2 separate regions of the Mus musculus genome follow, and region 1 is linked to region 2. A link is a contact called in ENCODE Hi-C data. All regions are on one chromosome and are shown on one strand. Each heading gives the region's core, a stretch centred on a gene start or an enhancer-like site at or near the end of the contact. The rest is flanking DNA. Distances are from core to core; before and after follow the strand shown.

Region 1 (3,450 bases), core at 287-2,786, 63 kb before region 2:
AAAGTAAAAATAAAATCTCAAAATAATATAAAGTAAAATGAAAATATGACCAAAGACAGTCCCCATCTTGTTAGAACTCAACTGGAACTGATCTCCAGGCCCCAAGAACCAGCTTGCAACATTGCCAAGGGCACAGATCCTCCTTCTGCAAGCCACCTCCTCCTCCTCCTTCTCCTCTTCCTCCTCCTCCTCCTCCTCCTCCTTCTCCCCCCTCCTCCCCCTCCTCCCTCCTGGAACTTGCAAGATCCTTCTGTGCATTCTCCCTCCATCCAGTCTTCTGTCACTCATTGTCTCTGCTGCAGCTTGGTCCTTCAGTCTCTCCATGTCCTAAGGGCAGTCTATGTCCATCCTGGATCCCTGGTGGGAATAGCTAAGGTCTGAGAAAAGGTGAGACCAGCCAGAGGACTCCTGGGGTGCTGGTCACCCTGGGCTGAAGTGAGCATGTCACCAGGGGTCCAGCCTCAGGTTCCAGCAGTTTGTGAGCCAAGGGCAGACTGCCGTTTCTGCTTTGGTAGTGACCTCGATTGATCCACCCACAGGAGCCAGCAGTGTCACACCCAAAGGAAATGGGCTTTCTTGCTGCTAAAGGTCATGGACAAGAACATTCCTTGACTTTGGGGGAGGTGGGGGGCATCCCCACAGAGATACCCACTGATGTCTTCCTAACCCCAGCCCTGACTGAGACACGGCCTGGGGTAACTTGGCCTGGCCCAGGGAGGTGAGGTGAGGACACGGAAGCATGCTGGCTGCTGAGCTAGCCCATCTGGCCCAGGAATGTGGGAGAGTTTCCCTGGTAGAGAGGAGCCCATCCCACAGGAAACATGGTAGGCAGAGCACCTGGCTAGAACTTGCTGACCCCTGTGCAAAATGGACAGGGGCTGCTTCTCCCTCTGAAGGCAGGAGCTGGGACCCTCTGCAGCCTGCAGCTCTTGTCCCCAGCTTTCTGCTGAGCCTCAGGCAGATTCTGAAAGTTCTTAGGCTCAGAGAGCAAACACAATTCACATAAGCCCAGGGACTTGGAGGTCTGCAGGCCTGGGTTCTAATCTTACAGGTGTAGAGGCTCTATCATCTGTGGAATGGGAAGAGAGGCCTCTAGCTCAGAGCATGACACACAGTGAGAGCCTGATGGGGGTGTGGCTTTAGCCAAGCTCCTGCCTTGGGGTCCTCTCAAGGCCTTGACCACATATTCTGCCAGACCTTCCCACAGCACCCCTCCCCCAGTCAGGTCTCTGAGGTGGAATATCTGGGAACTGAGTATATTCTCTGGGAACCCCATCACTGAGAAGAGAAGATTCCTTTTAGGCTCAGGCAGGCCCAGGGACTGGGGGGGGGGGCTCCGGTGGAAGTCAGAGCAGAACAGAGGGGCCCTTACAGAGAGAGATGGCAGCAGGACGCCCCCGCCCCCACTGCAACTCACCAGATCTGAGCAGCAGCGGCAGCAGCAGCAGGGCAGCGATGTGGGGCTGCCTCATGTTCTCTGGCTTGGTGGACGTTTGAGTCCTGGTCAGAGGTGGCAGAAGCTCTCCTTAGTACTACAGAGGTTCAGGCTCCATGAAGTGAGGTTTTATGCTGGAGATGAGTGTCAGCTCGGCTATGCCGCCCAACCTGTCAACCCTGCCTGCCCAGCTCCTCTTTGGCAGGAAGGAGGTACCCAGAACACCAACTCTATGACCCGGCCCTGAACTCCAGGGGCCAGACCCCTTCCTTTGTAACTTCAGGATTCAGCTGACCACAGAGGACTCACTACCTTCCTCAATTGACCATAGGTCCTACATAACTTGGCAGAGTCTACTCCATCCAAGAGACCTTCTATGTCATTCATTCATTCATTCATTCATTCATTCATTCATTCATTTGTTCATTCATTCGTTCATTCATTTATTCATTCATTCAGTCAGTCATCAAATACTTGTTGAGCACCTACTTTTTATCTGACACCTGCAATTCAAGGTTGATTTATACCCTGATGGGAGCGTAGACTTTGAAGAACTAAGGTCAAGGTGCTTGTGCAACCAAGAAAGAGGGACTTTGGCAGGCTCCTGCGGCCCCTGATGATGCTCTTGGACCATACACACACACACACACACACACACACACCTGCAGATTGGCTCAGGGAATAGGAACCTTTGCCCCGCCCCTGCCAGTCTGGAACTGCACCTTCTAGGCGCGGCAAGAGCTGTTCTGGGAAGGCGCCTTAGTAGTGACCGGTAAGGTCCGGTTCCTGCCCTGGGTGTGCCCGCCTGTCAGGCTCCCAGACTTGAAGCCACAGCGGAAGTGTCCCTGGGAGGAAGTTGTTTGGGGCACGGAGACTGACATCAGACAGAGCTGGACAGAAGTTCTGAAGACCACTCCCTACTAGTCGAGGAGTCAGGATGCAGGACCATATCCTGAACGTCTCACATCCGATCCTACCAAGCCAGGGAGCAGTGCTGGACAGTGGGCCTGGCCCTGCCTCAGTTTTCCCGCAGGAGCAGAGGGTGCAGCGTCTCACTCTGTTGGTGTGAGCCAGGGGAGGTCAATTGCCCAACAGGGTAGCTCAGGGTCACACGAAGTGCAAGGGACCTTGGTCTCCCTGGGTTGCTGTGCAGAGTGTAACTCCCTGGTGACCGTCGCCACTCCTGTGTGGTCCCTGTCTGCTTTGCAGAAGACACAGAAGCAAGGGCTCCCCCTGCAGTGTGGGCATGGCAGGGAGACACTTCTATTTGAGGAAAAAAGTCTTCTTTTTATAAAAACTAGTGTTTCAAAGCAATCGGATGGCCACACATCAGACAGACATCCAGTGATCCATTAGCCCTACCTTTGAGGCACTTTCTGACCCTTAGAAGCTAAGGGCTTCCTTGTGGAGCCTTTCCTATCTTTTCCTCTCACTCCTCTCTCTTCTAACAGCAAGTACTTTTTGCATACAACTCTGCCTTGACATTAGGTGAGCAGCAGAAGTGAGTATGTGGGTCCAGAGGAAGCTGGGCTCTTGAGAAACCATGTGGGTCCCTCCCACTAGCAGTAAGCCGGACCCCTCCCCAACCCTACACCCCCCCCCCAACCCGGAGTACACTGCCAGTGAGGTGAGCAACAGCAGAAGGGTAGATGCTTCTACACAGGGCCACAGAGGGGCTGAGGGAGTCTGATGACAGGAGCTTTCTGGAGAATTTTGTCTTTTTTTAAAAATGTTATTATGTTAATTAATTCATGAGATGATGTGTGTGCATGTGAGGGGGAGGGTGGTTAGCCAAAGGGACAACTTGCAGTGATCAACTTCCTCCTTCCACCAGGTGGGTTCCAGGGATGGAATTCAGGTCGGCAAGCTTGGTGGAGAGCTCCTTTTCCTGCTGAGCTGTCTCGCTAGTCTCCTAGAGCATTGTCAAGGTTGGAAGTCACAGTAGCTCTCACAGAAGAAAAGAGCTATGGCCACAAGTTAAAAGCACAAACATGGGTTACAAATAGAAAGGTAAA
Region 2 (3,830 bases), core at 1,013-3,512:
GACAGAGGTGGGACTTTAGGGCAAAGGGACCGAGAGAGGAAGGAGGGAGAACCACTACAATGGGAAAGAAGATTCAGGCTGGAGAGGTGCAGAAGATCAGAGTACACAGATCATGTAAGAGTCTGGGAAGGGCGGCCCCAGGGGGAAGAGCGGCCCCAGGGGCTCTGTTTGGGTCTAGGGCAGCAAAGACAGAATATAGGAGTATCAAAGGGGAGGTGCTAGCCACATGGACATTCTGAAGTGGTCTAACCATTGAGCTGTTTAAGGCATATTAAAATCTAAGGCCGTGTGTGTGTGTGTGTGTGTGTGTGTGTGTGTGTGTGTGTGTCTTTCATTCGGGAACTCAGACCTTTGGGGCAGGGAGTGAGGAACTTGCTGCTGCTGCTGCTGCTGCTGCTGCTGCTGCTGCTACTGTTGGTTTACTTGAGAGGTTAATTGGCAACTGTAACAAGTCCCTGTTTCAAAAAACAAAACAAAAACAAAAGAAACAAAAGCAACAAGCAAATAAAGCAAGCCATCTCTGTGTAAAATCCATAAAGACAGGTTGAAAAGCACACTTACCATAAGGGCCTAGGGGATGATCCAGGGCCAGAATCTTGCCACACAGACAGAGCAAAGGTCACCAGCCTGGATAGCATGTCCGCTCACAGCTTTCTGGGTGGGTAACAGGTTTTACATTCCTTCCCTGGAAAGACCAACCCTTGAACTTAATGCACCAGGCTGCCCTAGTGCTGATCTGTGAGCATAAACCTTCATCTTCCCCGCTTTAGTTGACTGAGAAACTCATTAGATTGCAACATGTTCCTGCGCCTCCTTCACTGCGGGGAATTCTACACGGAGACAGCTTTCTTTACTATTTGGCTGTCCTCAACATAATAAGTGATTTCCCTAATAAGATTAAAAAAAAAAAAAAAGACAAATCAGGTCTTTTTTTTTTTTTAGTAGCATCATTAGGAACTCATTGTTCCATATTTATTTGCTATATTTAATCACTTAATGATGTTGCCTATACTGAGGCTCAAAATGAGGCTCGTGTCATCGAATTCCGAGAGGGGACTATTCATGTCACAGATTAGTGAGTGCCTGGTGCTTAGAGGTGAGGACTTAATAACACATGTAGCAGAGTAAACTCAGCACCATACTTCAACCCAGGCGTGTCCAGCAAGGGGCCAGGAGGTCACAGAAACCCTGTTACATGGAAAATGAAAAATTTTGCAAATTATCAGCTTGGTCTAAAGTTAAACAGATACCTGAAAAAGCAAAAAGATTTTTAAATGTTTAAGAAGTTAACTACAGCTATAAGAATAGTGAGAGCCAGGAACTGTTAACATTTAGAGATGCAGAAGGGCCTGTGGAGCCAGTCCTGTGGTCTGAAAAGCAGTGAGCTTGGAGAGGAAGCCATGAGCCGGAAGCACTAGGCTGCTTATTCCTGTATCCGAGATGAGGCAGGGCCAGGTCTGCCCTAGAAATTCTGAGAAAACAGCAAACAGGAGGCCAGGAACCTCTGAGGCCACTAGAAGTCAGAGGCCAGGAACCTCTGTGGCCACTAGAAGTCAGAGGCCAGGAACCTCTGTGGCCACTAGAAGTCAGAGGCCAGCACTGGACAAGGGCAGTGCAGCTGGCAGAGGGAAGACACACCTCAAACACCCAGATTCAAGAACCCACTGAGGGGTTCGTTGGAGTCGTGGTTTGAGACCTTGAGAAGCAGCAAGGGCGGGCACAGCAAGGCTGGAGGCTGACCCTAGTCTGTCTTTTGTCCCTTGCGTGGTAGTGGGGAATTTGAAGTCGTCATAGTGGCAGAAGGAAATATCTTCCTAAAAAACCATTGAGTATTTCTGAGTTGATACTTCCTGGACTGGAGGGCAAACCCTGGCTACATTTGTTTCCACAGTGACCAACAGGACTCCCATGGGCTCCTAGTTCTTAAATAAGGTTGGCCAAGTGAGGGCCTTGAGCCACAGTGTTGAGAAGGGAGCCTGGGCATTGGTGTTCCTCTCTCATCTTGGCATTTGGTGTGGGGCCAGGTAGGGCAGGAGTCTTCTGGCTTCCTGGGTGAGACTTTCCTGTACCAACCTCACAGGTGGACTGACAGGCAGGCGGCTCCTATCGCCTCTGGCTCCTGATGGCCCCTGAGTTTCCTGGCCTTCACTAAACCACATCCCTGGAACTGCATGCAGAATAGGAGTCTGATTGGGCGGGTCCTGTCAGGCAATTAAGTTCCAGTTTGATTGCCTCTAAACACTGAAATGCAACCCTCCCCTAGATATTTCAAGGACTCTAACCCCACTGCGTTGTGGACCGGAGAGGAGCCATGGAGTCCCGGGCAAGGTGCATCTTTCTTCTTTTGCTGCAGATCCTGACAAGTAAGGAGTGTTGATTCCTTCCAACTCCTTCCTCCCATGATGGCTTCCACACCCTTCCTCCATCTTCCTGCTTCCTTATCATCCTTAGCCGCTCTCCCTAGACAACCTGGAGGGGGCTGAGAGTAGGAGGCCAAACCTCATGTGTCCACTGATCCTCCAAGAAAGACAGGGGAAGGGGAAAAGAGAAGATGGCTGTTGTCTTATCATGAGTCAGGTCTCATGATAAGAACTTCATGAATGAGATGTTCAGCCAGGCTCCTTCTCTTGTTTTGAATTTGTTGTTGTTTTTTAAATTCTATTTGGAGAATTTTCTGTGTATACAATCTATTTTGATTATATCCACAGCCTGCCCCCCCCCCACCTCCCCTGAGACCTAGCACTTCCAACATCGTCTTCATCTCTCCTTTCTCCCCCTCTTCTTCTTTTGCTGCAACTCTGAGTCCAGCCACTGCCGTCCACACGCCCATGGGGGTGGACCACCCAGTGGAGCATGGGCAACCCACCGGTGGTCACATCCCCAAAAAGTTACTCTCAGTCACAACTGCAATGGCTCCTCAGTGAGGGGTGGGCCTTGGGATCCACTCCCCATCCACAGTGGATTGTTGACGGCCTGACCTTGCGCAGGTCTTATGCAGGCTTCTTCTATAACGGCTGTGAGTAGCTACATGGATGCACCCACCACGCCGTGTCCAGAAGGCAGCATTTCCTTCTGCATGCATTCTCTCTGCCTCCTCTTCCGTGATGTCCTGGAGCTTGGGAGGGTGTTGATGTGGCTGTGGATTGTCCCATTTAAGGCTGAGCCCGTGGTTGCTTATTCTTAGTGGTTTGGTCACTTGTAAGTATCTGTCAGAGCCCATTGAGAAACCTTCTCTTGTTTTTTAGGGGCACGTGGAGATATATTGCCCTCAGGTAATGAACGGCCCAGAGTTTCCCAGGGAAAAGTCCAGGGCAGGGGATGAAAGGAGTTGTTGGAGATGGTGGGACCCAAGAGGGACTGGCTTTCTGAGAAGGTCCCTCTGCAGTATGTGGCCACTCCCGAGATGCTGGAAAGATCGTGGGTGGTCAAGATGCTTTGGAAGGACAATGGCCTTGGCAAGTCAGCCTGTGGATAACCGAGGATGGCCACATATGCGGGGGCTCCCTCATCCACGAGGTGTGGGTGCTCACGGCTGCCCACTGCTTCCGCAGGTTAGTGAGGTAGGGTGGAGAGTGGCAGCTGTTCTCCTAACTCTGCCGCTCTTCAGCAGATGCCTCAACCGGCTGGGCCTGTCTCTTCCTAGGTCTCTGAACCCTAGCTTCTACCATGTGAAGGTTGGAGGGCTGACACTTTCCCTTCTGGAACCCCACTCAACTTTAGTGGCCGTGAGGAACATCTTCGTGCATCCCACCTACCTCTGGGCAGATGCGTCTAGCGGAGACATTGCCCTGGTGCAGCTGGATACTCCTCTGCGGCCCTCTCAGTTCACT

The links. Hi-C counts contacts between places; a loop is a spot of excess contacts on that map.
Region 1: a loop to region 2 is called in a map of Patski, with 1.9 times the contacts of the local background. The contact joins the promoter of Prss27 here to the promoter of Prss30 in region 2. A Hi-C loop is called at or near these places in 1 of 37 maps with a recorded cell type or tissue (Patski).

What each region holds. Positions count from the first base shown.
Region 1 is chr17:24,036,329-24,039,778 of GRCm38, reverse strand. Prss27 (protease, serine 27) reads right to left here and starts at 1,536. Exons shown (of 6, transcript NM_175440.4): 1 at 1,418-1,536. The coding sequence starts at 1,472.
Region 2 is chr17:23,973,662-23,977,491 of GRCm38, reverse strand. It overlaps Prss30 (protease, serine 30), which reads left to right and starts at 2,262. Exons shown (of 6, transcript NM_013921.3): 1 at 2,262-2,363; 2 at 3,246-3,272; 3 at 3,386-3,551; 4 at 3,644-3,830. The coding sequence starts at 2,312. It overlaps Gm41546 (a long non-coding RNA gene), which reads right to left. Exons shown (of 3, transcript XR_876669.1): 3 at 1-685.